Regions from separate parts of the Homo sapiens genome. Here region 2 is linked to region 1. The links are chromatin loops, found by intact Hi-C in ENCODE. Cell type or tissue: ascending aorta. All regions are shown on one strand. Each heading gives the region's core, and the rest is flanking DNA. Links, peaks and the distances in the headings are about the cores only. Region 1 overlaps EHD3 (EH domain containing 3). Region 2 overlaps LOC124907751 (a long non-coding RNA gene).

Region 1 (7,750 bases), core at 3,381-5,880:
CTAAACGCCTGTAACTCTGAGAATGAGTCATCCATTCCCTTCAATTACAGAATCCTTGGGCTGGAGGGAGGCTCAAGAAGTCAATTTGTTCACCCTGCATTCAGAGAAGTCCACCAGAGGCCCTTCTTATCTTTAGAGAACAGGCTTCACTCCAGTCCTCAATCTTCCCAACTTCAAGGCCAGCCATTTTCTTGGCCCCTTTTATAGCCATTCCAAATTGTTGAGAATGCTGTGGCCCTCTGTCTTAAGACTCAGGCTCCCACAGCTTGAGAATGGAGTTTGGTGGCCCCCCAAAGTCAAGTGTGCTCATCTCCTGCAGAGGGTTTGGAAAGCAGGGGTACCCTTATTCCTATTCCTTGGCTGTTTGAGCATCCACAGCATGTGAAATGCTGTGCTTTGTTTGGTGAGGAGTGCAGAAAAGTTAACAGTCTAGTTACTAATTTTCTAGGTACTAATTTTCTCTAACATCCACCTTGTAACGCCAGCCTTCTGGAAGTAGCACCATGCTAATAGGTCATGTCTAAACACAACACCACATTGAGTTTGTCCTTGTGGAGTGCACAGCCTAGGGCTCAGCAGCTTTAAGAGGCCAAGTGATTTCTGAAGGAGTTTGGGAGGTGATGGGCCTGTTGGCTCTTGTATGTTTTATATTGATAGAACTGCAAGAGGCCTTAGAGATTAAACTAATCCATTGCTTCTTAACTTTCTATCTTTAGAAAAATGTACGTACATCCCAAATTTGCATATAATGTTGGGGGTCCAAGGGCCTTCTTTGGACTTTAGGGTGGGAACCCCTGATCTAAGCCATGCTTCTTGTTTTATTAAGCACCCATTGCTGCCAAAGGCACTTCAGAGCTGCCTGGGTTGCCTGCAGAGTTTCCTTTGTGAGCCCTGGCCTCCACTTGGCCCATTCATGCCTCAGGGGAAGTTCAGGCCATTTGCAGATGGCCCTTGCCCTCTCAGCCTTCCCTGGCTCTCTACACATATGGTATTTATAACCTTTCATACATTATCTGTAGCTTCTCCTTCCTGGTGTACAATCATTGACAAGACAACATCCATGCCTTAGCATCTCTGGGGCCTTGCCCAGGGTCTCGGCTATAGGAGGTTCCCAGTAGACATTTTGCAGAATGGGAGGGAAGATGGGGAGAGGTGAGGATCCCCAAGCAGCAGACAGGTTTGAGCGCCTTTTGTCTGAGACACTCTCCCGGCTTTGCCTAAGTCATCACTGGCTGTTAACTGGGTCTAAGAAAGTGGCAGAGTCAAATTGCCACAGATGATTCCTCATCTGAGGGAGACAGTAAGACCGGGAGAGGCAGATCGCTCTTCTTTCTTATCCTCCATGTGCAGTAGTTCCCTCTCCCCACTCATGTCAGCAACTGAATTTAGCTCATGCGTCAAAAGCTGTCTCCCCTTGAGGGAGTGTCAGCCAGCGCTGTAGGAGGGGTCATACCACAGGGAACCCTCCAGAACCAAATCATGTACTTTTCTTCTTTCTCATAAAATCCAGTAAACAGTTGTTTTTAATTGGAAAATATAGAAAAGAATAAATTTAAAGAAGAAAAAAAGTCACCCATAATCCCATGACTTAGGAGAAGCTATTTTAATTTACATATAAAATATATTTATATATAAAGCATATAATTTATATATAAATATATTTCCAGTATTTGTAGCTATTTTATAGCACAGTTGAGATCATGCTATACATATAATTTTGTATGCTGGCTTGTTTATTTTTGTTTTTGTTTTTGAGATGGAGTCTCACTGTGTCACCCAGGCTGGAGTACAATGGCACAATCTCGGCTCAGTGCAACCTCCGCCTCCTGTGTTCAAGCAGTTCTCCTGCCTCAGCCTCCCAAGTAGCTGGGGTTACGGGCACCCGCCAACACGCCTGGCCAATTTTTGTATTTTAAGTAGAGATGGGGTTTTGCCATGTTAGGCAGACTGGTCTTGAACTCCTGACCTCAGGGGATCCACCCACCTCAGCCTCCCAAAGTGCTGGGGATTACAGACGTGAACCACTGCGTCTGGCCAGTTTTTCTTACTTATAGCATGAACATTTCCTATGTTATAAGCGTTATTTGTCAGCATTATTTTTAACAACTGCATACTATTTCACTATTTGTATATACAATTATTCATTCAACTAATGAATAGCATTGTTTTTAACAGCTGCATACTATTCCATTGTGTGTATATACGATTCTTCACTTAATCTACTTCTCTTGGATGTTTTAGGCTATTTCTAATTTTTTGTTATTGTAGAATAATTCTGAATATCTCTGTGTATAATATTTTTTCCTATATTGTGTGTGTGTGTTTTTTTTGTTTGTTTTTGTTTTTGTTTTTTTGAGATTCCCAGAAGTGGAATTGCTAGGCCAAAGGTTGGGCAGGGTTTTGTTTAAAATATTTTTTAACTTTAAAATTTTTGTACTAAGAGTCATATTTTGCAGTTGTTTTCCGAGAGGGTGAGTTGACACTGCATCCCTTCCCCATTGCGAGTAAGGCTGCTCTGGGGTGGATAAGTGCGTCCATGCCTAGGTCTCAGAAGGCCTCCTCCTCTCCCTTCTCCCATCCCTGCTTCTTGCCTTGATTCTTGTCTCCATGCCAGGCCTGAACCTGTGAGGGGCCTTTTCCTCAGAAACAAAGATTTGCCTCTTTATTCCCCCAGTTCTTGGCGTTTTGCCCCTGAGGGTCCATCCACTTTCAGTAATATGTGCTTGCCACAGCGTCTATTTCTTGTCTGAGGAAGAACACACAGAAAAGGACATTCTTTTAATAACTAGTTAATGTGCTGTGATCTCTGCCTGAAATAACTTCCCCGGCCTAAGGCCCGGCAACACAGAGTAATAAAATGAACAGTAAATTGGCTTGGCGGCTGCCCTCTCCAACACAGGCTGCCTCTTTGGAGTACAGTAGCTCTGTGTCCCTCTGGCCCTGGCAGCCTTTCCTCCTGCCTCTGCTATTCTTCTCCCTTTGCTATTTCTCTGCCCGGCATGCAGCCTTGAATCCCTCCTTCCTTGGACCATCTGGCCCCTGGTCACTCCTTCTCGCTGCCTACTTCTGTGGCCCCTTATTCTGCAGGTAGTGGAGGTGAGTAGCTGGCTGCTCCAGGGGCTGAGGAAGGCCTGAGTACTTCCATGGGCCATGAGGGAGGCCTCCCTGGACCTTGGCAGAGCTGAGAGAGAGGCTCTAGTGGATTGGCTGTGGGGCCTGGGGCTGCAGAGCTAAGCTGCCCCGGGCTCCTTGGGGAGGCTGGGCTGGTCTGGAGGGTTGCACGGACCTTCTATCGTGTGACTTGGACTCTTGAGGCATGAGCACTTGGTAGGGCTGCTGGGATGGGAGTCCATCGTGAGGGCTACTGAGCTGGCCCTTTCAGCTTCTCCCACTTCAGGAGACTCTGCAACCTCCCACCCCAAAGGTGCCTTCGCATTTGCTGTGGCCGCACCAGCTCTCATCACCACCCTGACATCCCCACCCCAGGCATTACAGCGCCACTGCGCCGGGAAAGATGGTTCTCCAGAAAGCCAAAGGGATAGAGTGAGAGGGCCACCACCCCAGTAGACCCACTCACTGCAAAGTCCATCCTGGCAGGCATAGCCCCTGCACCACCTTCAGCCCTGTCCACCCACCAAGGCCAGGGGATGTCCTTTGTCTGATAGGGTTCTGATCTGCTGGGTCTCTAAAGGGGCCTGGGTGAAAATCCACCTGCTTCTTACAAGGCCTAAGTGTTACACAAGGAAGCAGAAGGCCTTAGGCCAGAGGAACTGTGTCCGCGTGCCTCGGCCTGGCTTAGGGGCTGCCTTGAAAGTCAGGTGCCTGGCAGTCATCAGGCAAAACATTTACTGGGAGGAGAAAGACCTTTGGGGAAAGGTCTCCCTCCCATTCCCATTGACAGTGGGACGAAGGCCATGGAACACAGTCCAAGTCAGCAGAATCCAGCTCCACCACTTCCTGCCCAGGGACCTGGTTAGGAAGGTCTGACAGAGGTCAGGCCACCTCCCCTTTCTGACCCGCAGTTTCCTTATCCATAAGATGCGAATAGTAATAACCGCCTCACAGCATTACTGACCGGATTCGGGGTGGGGAGGGGGAGGCAGAACCAGTTTAGCACCAGCTGTGCTCCAGGCACCGCGCATGGGGCTTTATCATTTCCTCTCCTCTCTCGAGCTGACTCTAACAGGAGACTTAGAGGCAGGCTCTCAGGAAGGTGCGGGAAGGCCCTTCTCCAGCACGAAGGGGAGGGCTGGAGAAGGGGCACGTCGCTGAGCTCTGGGGACGGTGCCGGGTAGTGCCCTGGGCGGGCTGGCCTGTCGCAAGGAGGCTGGACTGTCTGGCCACCAGATTCTCCTTCGTGCTGGAATCCCTTCATCACATGGCTGAGGGTGCTTTCGACAGGGCCAATTATAGCTGCTCCAGGGAACACGGAGCTGACTCATGCCTCAACTTGGCCGTGGAGAGTCTCCCATCCACTTTCTCGCTTGTGTCTGTGGGATGCGTTACAGACTCCCTCAAACCCCATGAGGCCGACAGGGCAAGTATTATCATCCTGGACTCAGTCTGTCCTGTCTCCCCTCATTCTTGTGCATCCCCGTCTCTGCTGTTCCCACCCTGGCCTGAATTAACTTTTCTTTTTTCACACTGCTGTGGGAATGTTTTCTCCTGGCAACAGAGGCAATCTGTATCGCTTCCCATAAAGAATCAGTGCATGAGATTCCTCAATAGATTTTTCCTTTCTGGACACAGTGGTGGCTTTGTTACAGGGGCACCTGCTGCTGTAAGCCATACCCAAATGTCCCTGAGAATTTACCCCACCCGACTGTGCTGCCTGGACTTGCTGGTGGCCTCATTAGACTCAGTGTTTCCCCAGACCCATGTGTGGTCAGCAAGTTTTGGGTCATGTGGGTTTAGCAGGACAAACTCTAGGCCCTTGCCTGACCACCTCGGGCTGCAGCCCTGTAACTTCCCCGGAAGCCACCCTGCTAGGCTGGGAAGCCTTCACTCATCTGCTGAGAACACCACGTCCCTCTCAGGGGTAGAATTTGAGACGCCTGTGTGAGAAGGATCCTTCATTGCTGCTGTTTGGCCCTGTTCATTCTGGGCATTTTTGAGGCTGCCTCAGAATGGTTCTTTTCAGCCCTCTCTATTTCAGCTGTCCCTGGAGCCTTTGATGATCCCTACTTCCCGCAATCCACTGTTGCTGCTCCCTTGCAGAGCCCTGCTTAGGGCTTCTCATCCACACACTCACTAGGTCAGGTGCCTGGGCAGGCAAAGATAGATGGGGTTTCCCAATCAGGGTGGAATCTTTCTCGTGAAGGGTAATCTTGGCCGACTGTTTGTAAATCCAAAAGTGTCCTTTTAGAGCCCATGGAGCCAGGGACCTGCTCTGATCATATGATAGCAGCAGCTTTGGGATGCCACACCCCAGTCACTGAGGCCAAGCAGGGAACCCCACAGCTGATATTTACAGAGATGAGTACACTCCTGCGTTTGTGGGCCTCAAAGCCTCACCTCTCCTCCAAGGCCTGGCCCTGCCTGCCTCCTGCCAAACCATATTTCTTTGTGGCCTTCTTGTCCCATTCATCGTTCTAAAAGGGAGCTCAACCCTTTTGGCCTGTCCCTAAAGATGGCTGCATTTCCTGGTCAAGGCAGGAAAGGTGAGTGTAGTGGTTAGGAGCGTGAACTCAAATCCAAGGGCCAGGTTCAAATCCTAACCCTGTTACTGTTTACTGAGTGCATCACCTGGGGCACCTTTATCTCCTCCTCCTTCAAATGGAATGATAATCTAGGTAATTTAAGGTACTGGTTAAATGCTTAACTTCTGCAATGAATTTAATCCCCAGAACTCCCTGTGAGATAGGTTTTCTTATTAGGTCCATTTGATGAGGAAGAGCATAGTGCTGATATCATAGTATGTGGGAAGGTGAAACGAGATAATCCATGGAAAATTTAGAACAACGTCCGGCACATCGCAGGTACTCAGTCAGTCTGAACGATTACCCGCCATGTTATGGAGTGAGGTACTGAGGTTCCCTGAGTTAAGTACCCCCTGAAGAGCATAGCCCTCAATGTTAGAGAAAGCAGGTTGGCTGGCCCCAGGCCACTGAGATTCACAGCTTCTCCCAGGAGGCCCTGAAGGAGAAGGTATTCTGAGAAGGCAGGAAGTGCTAGCCAAGGGTGCAGCTGTTAGGATTCACTCTCATCACAACCTCGGTGCCAGCTTTCAAAGTGATCCTCTGACCAGGGGAAATCCTGCCCTCTCACTCTGATTATTGAACTGGGATCTGGAGAGATGAGGGGCTTCCCAAGACAACCTGAAACCCATCTGTGCCCTGTGTGGCGGGTGGCCTTTGGACAGGAGGGCTCCAACTCTCAGCAGATCAGCAGCTTCCTCCAGGGCTGGCTGCCGAGGCTCCTCCTTGGGGACGGAGCCCACAGCAACCTGACTTTAACTACCATGGAACTGCAGAGTAAATTCACAGCTCAGAACGCTGCTCAAAGGCACAAATGGGATGTTGATGAGTGGGAGGAAGCCCTGGCAAGCCTCCCTGGCCACCACCCCTCTGTGCAGACCAGGCCTGCTGCTGCAGTCCACCTGTGCACATTACAACATCCTTCATGGTTACAAAGCATGCACACGTTGTGGGGAGGGGTGTGTGTGTGGGTGTTGGGTACAGAAGGAAGGCATTGACAGATAGAAGGTAACTTTTTGACACCTGTTTAGGTAGTGCAGGTAAAACACCAAACACATTTAAAAACATAGCACAATTATAATCTTTATCTGGGAATCCCACCATATACTATTACATTCGTAATGAAATTGCCTAATACCCAAGGGCACAAGGGAGGACTCATTTGCTGAACATACCTATTTTGCCAGGTACTATACAAGGCATTTTGAATGTAGTCTCTTCTTTGAAAGTTGGAATTAAATGGATAATGACAAGAAAGATAGAATGAAAGGTGTGCAGGTTGCTTCTATGCTAAAAAATAAGATCAGGTGGCTGGGTATGGTGGCTCATGCCTGTAATCCCAGCACTTTGGGATAGGCCGAGGCAGGTGGATCACCTGAGGTCGGGAGTTCGAGACCAGCCTGGCCAACATGGTGAAACCCCGTATCTACTAAAAATACAAAAAATTAGCCGGGCGTGGTGGCGGCTGCCTGTAATCCCAGCTACTCGGGAGGCTGAGGCAGAAGCATCACTTGAACCTGGGAGGCGGAGGTTGCAGTGAGCTGAGATCATGCCATTGCACTCTAGCCTGGGCAACAAGAGTGAAACTCCGTCTCAAATAATAAATAAATAAATAAATAAATAAAATCAGGTCAGGCACAATGCCTCACACCTGTAATCCCAGCACTTTGAGAGGCCAAGGCAGGCGGATCACCTGACGTCAGCAGCTCAAGACCAGATTGGCCAATATGGGGAAGCCCCGTCTTTACAAAAATACAAAAAAATTAGCCAGGCATGGTGGCAGGCACCTGTAATTCCAGCTACTTCAGAGGCTGAGGCAGGAGTCTCACTTGAACCTGGGAGGTGGAGGTTGTGGTGAGCTAAGAACACGCCACTACACTCCAGCCTGGGCGACGGAATGACACTCCATGTCAGCAAGATAAATAAATAAGATCATAAATGTGTAGATCTGCATGAACACTTAATAACATAGTACTTGTGTGCATGGGACATTTCTGGAAGAATACAGGATACAAAATACAGATACTAGAGGGTAGGATAGGATGGAGATTCAT
Region 2 (7,750 bases), core at 1,935-4,434, 54 kb after region 1:
GATAGCTTCTTGAAGCATGTGAAGAAAAATGGTCAGAAAAACAAGGAAGCCAAAGAGAAAGTTACCTGGATTCAGCTGAAGTGCCAGCCTGCTCCACTAGAGAAGCACACTTTGTGAGAACCAATGAGAAGGAGCCTGAGCTGCTAGAACCTCTTTCTTATGGATTCATGGCATAATAGGTGCAAAAAATTAAACCCCTCTGGACTGTAAAAATGTTTCTCTTCATTGAGTAGAAGCGTTGGTGTCCCCTCCCCCAAAGAAATGTTTAAAGCAAATTTTTATCGTGTCCTAATTCATTGTGTAATGTCTTTTTTTTTTTTTTTTTTTTTTTTTTTGAGTCAAGGTCTTGCTCTGTGACTCTGGCTGGGGTACAGTGGTGTGATCACGGCTTACTGCAGCCTCGACCTCCCATGTTCAAGTGATCCTCCTACTCAGCCTCCCTAGTTACTGGGACTGCAGGTGTGCACCATCATGCCTGGCTAAATTTTTATTTTTCTGTAGAGATGGGATCTCTCCACGTTGCCCAGGCTGAACTCCTGAGCTCAAGTGATCTGCCAGCTTTGGCCTCCCAAAGTGTTGGCATTACAGGCATGAGCCATCGCATCTGGCCTTATAATGTCTTTACTATTCAGATTTAATGCTTTTCTTGCTGAAAGATGTAAGGTGGCTTATTATGCAACAAATTCCTCAATTGGTTAGAAAATGGCCAGATATTATTTATGAAATATTTCTACTGATTTGAAGATAATCCTTCTAAATCATAAATAATTTACAAAAATAAAAAAAAAGATTTGCTTCTTAAGCCACTGAGATTTGGGGGTTCTTTGTTATCACAGCAAAATCTAGCCTATCCTGACTATTGAAACATGAGACCAAAGAGACCATCTAGTCCCATCCCCTGTTTTACAGATGGGAAAACTGAGGCTTAAAGGAGGTGAAATGAAGTCCCCAAGGTCACATGGTAAGTAGCTGACCTAATTCTAGAATCAGGTTCTCCTAATATTCAGGCCCACACCTCTTTTATGACACCATTGTAACTGCCCAATGGGTTCACCTTGCCCGCTGCCTAGATAGAGCTGATGTATCAAGAGAGGGGAATTACAATGGCAAAAGAGTAATTCATGCAGAGCCAGCTGGGCAGGAGACTGGATTTTTATTATTACTCAAATCAGTCTCCCTGAGTATTCGGGGATCAGAATTTTTAAAGATTATTTGGCTGGTATGGGCTCGGAAAGTGTGGAGTGCTGATTGGTCAGGCTTACGATAACATCATAGGGGGTCGAAGTGAGTTCTTCTTGCTGATTTCTGAATGGGATCACAGAGCTGGTTGAGCCAGATTACTGGTCTGGGTGGTGTCAGCTGATCCATCAAGTGCAGGATCTGCAAAATATCTCAAGCACTGATCTTAGGTTGTGATGTTTACCCCCAGAAGCAAGTTGGAGAGGTTCAGACTCCTGGAGCCAGAGGCTGCATGACCCCTAAATTGTAATTTCTAATCTTGTAGCTAATTTGTTAGTCCAGCAAAGACAAGAAGGGGGCCATTCTTGGGCCCGAGACAAGAAGGGGGTCTTTTTGGGAAAGGGCTGTTATCAATTTTGTTTCAGAGTCAAACTAATAACTGAATTCCTTCCCAAAGTTAGTTCGGCCTACATCCAGGAATGAACAAGGACAGCTTAAGGATGAGAAGCAAGATAGAGTCAGTTAGTTCTGATTTCTTTCACTGTCTTGATTTCCTCAGTTATAATTTTGCAAAGGGAGTTTCACCATTCTGTAGGATTGTTGAGGCAAGAACCTAACTACAAGAGCCCCGGATCCTGGCCCTGCTTACCACTGCCGAGCTATGTGATCCTGAGTAAGTCACTCCTGCTCTCAGGTCTCAGTTTCCTCACTTCTATAAAACGAGAATGTGGGACAAAAATCTCTTCTAGGCTGTCTTGCTATGTACCCTTCTCTATGCATGATCTTCCCCCAGTACTCATTATGGTACCTTGCATACCAGGCACTCATGGTGTAGAGATGATCAACTAGCAGTCTGATAGGCACACTGTAACCACCTGGTGGGTTCTTCCTTCCTGCTGCACACAATAGACCATGGCATTGCAGTAGAGAAAGAGCTTAATTGATGCAAGGCCAGCCACGCTATGCAGAAGATGGAGTTATTATTCAAATCAATCTCATCGAAGGCTCCTAGGTTAGGGGTTTTTCAAAGACAGTTTGGGGGAAGGGCTGGGGGTGGTTAGGGAATGGTGTTTGCTGCTGATCGGTTGGGGTGCAATCATAGGGGTGTGGAAAATTGTCCTTCTGTGTGCTGATTCACTTCTACATGATGCCACAGGAGCCATTGATCAGTGGGTCCAAGTGGAGCTATGGATGTGAGACATGCAAAACACCTGAAAACGTATCTTGAAAGGCCAATCTTAGGTTCCACAAAGGAGATGTCATCTGTAGGAGTAATTTGGAAAGTGGCATATCTTGTAACTTGTTAAATAATGGCTGGCAATTGTTTATGTCTATACCTTAGCAAAATTCAGGCTCCTCTCTTCCTCTTAGCCTAGTGGTCTCTCATTAGCTTTACTAAGGCAGTTGAGGTTTGTGGAAGGGCTATTATCATTAAAACTACAACCTACATGTCTCCCAAAGCTAGCTTGGCAGCTGGAAGGCTAAAGGCAAGAAGAGGATTGGCTAGATCAGATCTCCCCCACAATGCCAGAATTTTCTGTTATAATTTTTGCAAAGGAGGTTTCAATATGCCATCTTTCTCATGGGATATTATACTGCCTTCTACAGGGGAGGCAAAGGCCAGATTGAGTACAGTGACCCACTCTTGAACCAACTTTCATACCTCCAAGTTCCTCCTTCTGTTGCTCTCAGGCATCTGAGTTCATACTTGACTCATCTATCCAGGCCCTGGCTTTAGCTGTTATCCATGCAATTAGCATTCAGAGTCCTTAACTGGCTCCACAAGTACCTTGCCTTTGGCAATACAGTGTACCCTTACAATGAGAGGTGTGAGCTTGTTTGAGAGTGTGTTAGCTTTTTGGTTTTTATCTGGCCCCAATTCTTGAGTATTCTGAGAGCTGTCAGCCTTTCGACCTGAGTCACTGGGTTTCTGTCTATGACATGCTCCAATTCCTTTTTTTGTCTTTTGATCTCCTTTCCTTATACTGCTTCTGCATGAATAGACCAATTCTTTGGAAGTTAACAAATACATCAAAGTTTTAAAATGTGACAGGCCATCTCTCACTCCTGGACATGGTGCCAAAAGTTGAAGCTGCCTCTCAGCCATTAGCCAAATACCTGGCTTCCTTAAAGGGATGATCAACCCCACAGCAGGAAGGATCTCAGAAGGTGGGCACCCTCTTCCTTTTATTGGTGGCAGAGAGGTCAGGGGTCTGTGGCATTTATAATAGGTGCTGTTATGGACTAAATGTGTCTCCCAAAAAATCTTCTGTTGAAATGCTAATCCCCAATATGGTAGTATTTGGAGGTAGGGCCTTTGGGAGGTAATTAGGTCATGAGGGCAGAGCCCTCATGAACGAGATTAATGCCCTTATAAAAGGGGACCCAGAGAGATCTCTAGCCCCACTTTTTGCCATATGAGGACTCAGCTTGTTATTAGTACAGATGAGAAAACTGAGGCCCTGAGATGAGAAGTTAATTTCATAAAGTCTCAGCTTCAGAGCCAGGGTTAAAGCCCAGATATCCTGCAATACTCTTTTAGTTGCACCATTAAAAGAAAATAAACAATACAAAACACTCAGTAAGTAAATAAGGTGCTGGTGATATGGACAGGAGACAGGGAAATACTGAGTAGAAGAGCGTCAAAATCCTCAGCCTCAAGCCTGGATACCCATGGCCCTAAATGGGAACAGGCATTCCTGGTTTTGCACCCAAAAACTTGCCTTTTCACCTGCCAAGCCCCCTATCCTGTACTCATATAAACCCCAGACCCCAGGCTCCAGAAGCAGACGAGCAGACAAGCAGATGAACAGAAGAGCAGAAGAGCAGCAGAGAAGGACAGAAGAGAAGGAACGTCAGGAGGAGTTCCACTAAGGATGGTCAGAGTATCAGCCGCTGGATGGCCAAACTCCAGGGGAAGATCATCTTCCCACTCCATCCCCTTTTCAGCTCTGCATCCATCCTGCTGAGATCCACCTCCACCACCCACCAAAACCCCTGCGTTCACTATCCTTCAAGTCCGTGTGTAACCCGATTCTTCCAGGATGCTGGACAAGAGCTTGGGATACAGAAAGCTGTCACACTGGCCCTCTGCCCTTGCAAAAAAAACCAGAGGGTCCAGTGAGCTTGTTAACACTTAAGCAATCCACAGATGGGAAGGCTAAAAGAGCACACTGTAACACATGCCCACTTGGGCTCTAGGAGTCACAGGCTCCCACCCCTGGACACTGCCATGGGGCCAGAGCCTAGCACCCTGGCTCCTGCACCTGTCCATCTGTGTGCTCCCCTTCCCATAAGGGGTTTGAGCAGAGGTGGTGACAGATGAGCCAAACCCCTGTCACATATCCTGCAAGGGAGGTCAGATAACTCTCCTATTTAACTGGTTTACACACATCTCAGACAAGAAGCTAAGGATATATTAGCAGGGTTACAAGAAAGAGTCATACAACTTGCAAGTTAAGCAAACTGGGCATTGAGGAATTTCTTGTAGTTCTCTAAGTAGGGTAGTTATTTGTGCTATGATTACAACTCTGTGAAATCAGCTGCCCTTCTGGATAGATGCTTCTTACAGGAGAAAGGAGTCCTGGAGGCTGCCAGTCATCCAGCTGGTAGTGCCTACACTAGCAGCTGCTGGATTCATTAGCTTAGCTTCTGACCTGCCTCAAGATGTTGAAAAAAATACTGATGGTAAAGAGAAAAGAGCATGAGCTCTGGAATCAAGTTGACCCAGTTCTAATTCTAATCCCAGAAACCTTCTTCAGCCTGTGCTTTCTCCTCTGTAAACTGGAAAGATGCAGCAGCTGCTGCTGTTACTTCTATTTGGGGGCTGCTGGAAAGATTGAATGGCCTGACCCATGCTAGTAAGTACCTAACACACAGTCTGGCATCAGTAAACTTTGCTTCACTCTTCTTGCTTGCTTTTGAAAATGGAGTCACTCAACTTAGGCACCACTTTTAGCCAGGGCTCTTAGTGAGTGTTACAGTGCTTCTAACCTGAGCTGTCTCTGCTTCTTAGTGAATGCCTCTGGAGCCACTGTCTAGGCTCAACTGTGACTTGCCGTGAAGCATTCTACAAGTTCCCTAGGTGGTCTCCACAGCAATACTGTGACCTGGGGTTAGAAAGAAAACCAAGTTGGCGTGTCAAAGATCTTTGTCTCTCTTGCCATCTGGGGCCAGTCTCGGAGGGAGAGAACCCTGGGAGCAACTATTTGGAAGGAGAGCTCCTCAGTTGGGGGATAAATTTAGTGCAAGGCTTGGATACGAGAGGTCTCTCTCTCTCCCTGTGATATTTTTAATTCTAACATCAAGTAAAAATAGAATTTCCTGTTGATCTGATAAGAAATTCCTGTTTTCCAGGGAGCAGGGCAGCCTACACCCAGGGGGCATGGGCAGTGGGGGTTACCAACTATTTCCGAGATGGATAGTTAAAGAAAGGAGGGGTTGGATGGGCCTCGGTTCATATTTATTTATTTTTAAAGTGTGAAGCCAGCTCATACCAAGAAGAATCACAGGGCATGATTAATAATTTCCTACATACATCGAAGGCCTCAGCTGGCTTTGGAAAAGTTCTCTCTGCTGCCTCCCTGGAGCCTGGATATTTTTAGTAGCCAGATGCAGTTTGGTTCAGATTTCTCAAGCCTGAGATCTTGGATCACACACATTGTGCATGGTGTTTAACGGAAGCACCTTGCACCGGCATGCAGGTAGCAGGCTCCAAACTGCACCCCAAATCCCTAGTCATTCCAAGTTGCGCTCAGCTTGAGGGTAGCCCCAGAGCCATTGGCTCGGGAGTCCCAATCTGTGCTTGCTTCTGCATGAGCAGCTCAAAGAGTACATTTTTGGTGGACAGTTTGGGGGCCTCCCAGAATCTATTCCCCCTTTCTCCTATTAATAGCTCCCTGATTTTTATTTGGAGAATCACCTCTTCCCCTGTGGTGCAACCTGGTGGAATTGTCAGTCAAGGACTTTGTCCTCCCCTAGGCAAGCAGTCCATCAATCAGACCCTTTCCTGGGATTTTGAACATTGAGTGCAGCAAAGCAAAGACAGAAAAATGGCCACCTCTCATTCACCCCAACAGTCAGCCCCTGCTCCCCGAAGCCCCAGACCTTGTCTGGTTCCTGCCCTTTGGGGCCTGATTATTCATTTCTCCTTCAATTCTATGGGTGACACAGTAGCCTTCTGATAGGTCTCCATTTTTTTAATACTTGCAAGTAATGCACTGTGACTAACACAAAGTCTACTGATGGTGAGTCACAATTGTCACCCTGCATGTCTCCTAACAGGGGAGTAATAGTCATAGCACAAATGTGTGATCCTTGACTGTTTAAGATTCACTCCCACATATGACAACTCCTTCAGCCTTTTAACAACTCAGTGAGAAAGGCAAGCAGCAATCACAGCACCTCTTGAAAAATGAGGAAGCTGGGGTTCAGAGCTACTCAGCTGCTACACAGCCTGGGAGTGGCAGAGCCATCTCTTAAACATCCGTCTGTCTTCTGACTCCAATCAGGGATGTTTTCCACCAGACCACACTGCCTCTCACAGGCCACATGAGCTGAATTAGAGCTACTTTCCCAGAAGGAAGGTAATCCAATCTTTATCCTCTTGCCTATGGATGTCTATGGCTCACCAGGAACAAAAATTGGGACTCTAACTTTTTAAGTGTTATGTGAGAAAGTTTGGTTGGCCCTGGCATCCAAGCAAAGGATGCATAAAGACATTTAAAGCCACTTAAAGTCATCTTTAAGAGGTCATCAGGACCTTCAGCTGGATACTGGCAGCCTCCAGGAGTTCTTTCCCCTGGAAGAAGCATCTGTCTGTTTAGGAGGGCAGTTGCTTTTACAGGGTGTAATCATAGCAAAAATAACCATCCCACTCAGAGAGCCATAAGAAATTCCTCCATGATGTACACACATGTTCATACTGACTATTGGCAATAGCCATAATGTGAAAACAGTTCAAATATCCACCAACAAATAAACAAAAAGTGGTACATCCACACAATGGAACATTATTCAGCCATAAAAAGTAATGAAGTAATGATGCCTGCTACAAGGTGGATGGACCTCAAAAACATCATACTAAGTGAAAGAAGCCAGATACAAAAGGTCACATATCATATGATTCCCTTTGTATGCAATATCCAGAATAGATAAGTCCATACAGACAGAAGACAAATTGGATGGTGTCTCGGGGGCTGGAGGGAGATGGGATGGTGGGGAGGGGACTGCTTAGTGAGTAGAGGTTTTACTGACTGATGACAATGTTTTGAACTAGATAGAGGTGGTAGTCGAACAACATTATGAATGTATTAAAGGCCACTGAATTGTGAATGTCATCTCAAATTTTATAAGAAACTGCCATTGATAAGTAATAAAAGCAATTTGAACAAAACAAAACAAAGTTGTCATCAGGACGTAGCACTTCATTTTTTTTTCCGATTAGTCTTCTTGACCCCTCCCCTTCTTCATTTAAACACTCACAATCGTCTATCACTACAGGGCTCCCTTTGTGTCATTTTTAATCACAATGTTTGTTCTCTCAACAATGCCCAATGTCACCCCAGTGACT

What was found. Hi-C counts contacts between places; a loop is a spot of excess contacts. Peaks named below come from ENCODE experiments on the same cell type or tissue, not always from the same donor. Only the 100,000 strongest peaks of a DNase experiment are listed, where the experiment ranks them.
Region 2: it touches region 1 in a loop (5-fold over the local background); 10 of 110 quality-filtered maps call a loop at or near these places.

Annotation. Positions count from the first base shown.
Region 1 is chr2:31,235,670-31,243,419 of GRCh38, forward strand. All of the region lies in intron 1 of EHD3 (EH domain containing 3), which reads left to right. Among named protein-coding and RNA genes, the nearest start is that of EHD3, 5.4 kb to the left of the region's middle. In ascending aorta, for the core only: no CTCF peak of the experiment used is centred there; DNase peaks (open chromatin) are centred at 4,382 and 5,062; H3K4me3 peaks cover 1,245 bases; H3K27ac peaks cover 2,500 bases.
Region 2 is chr2:31,291,429-31,299,178 of GRCh38, forward strand. It overlaps LOC124907751 (a long non-coding RNA gene), which reads right to left. Exons shown (of 2, transcript XR_007086272.1): 2 at 7,506-7,750. It also overlaps the pseudogene RPL21P70. Among named protein-coding and RNA genes, the nearest start is that of EHD3, 61 kb to the left of the region's middle. In ascending aorta, for the core only: no CTCF peak of the experiment used is centred there; no DNase peak of the experiment used is centred there; H3K27ac peaks cover 2,193 bases.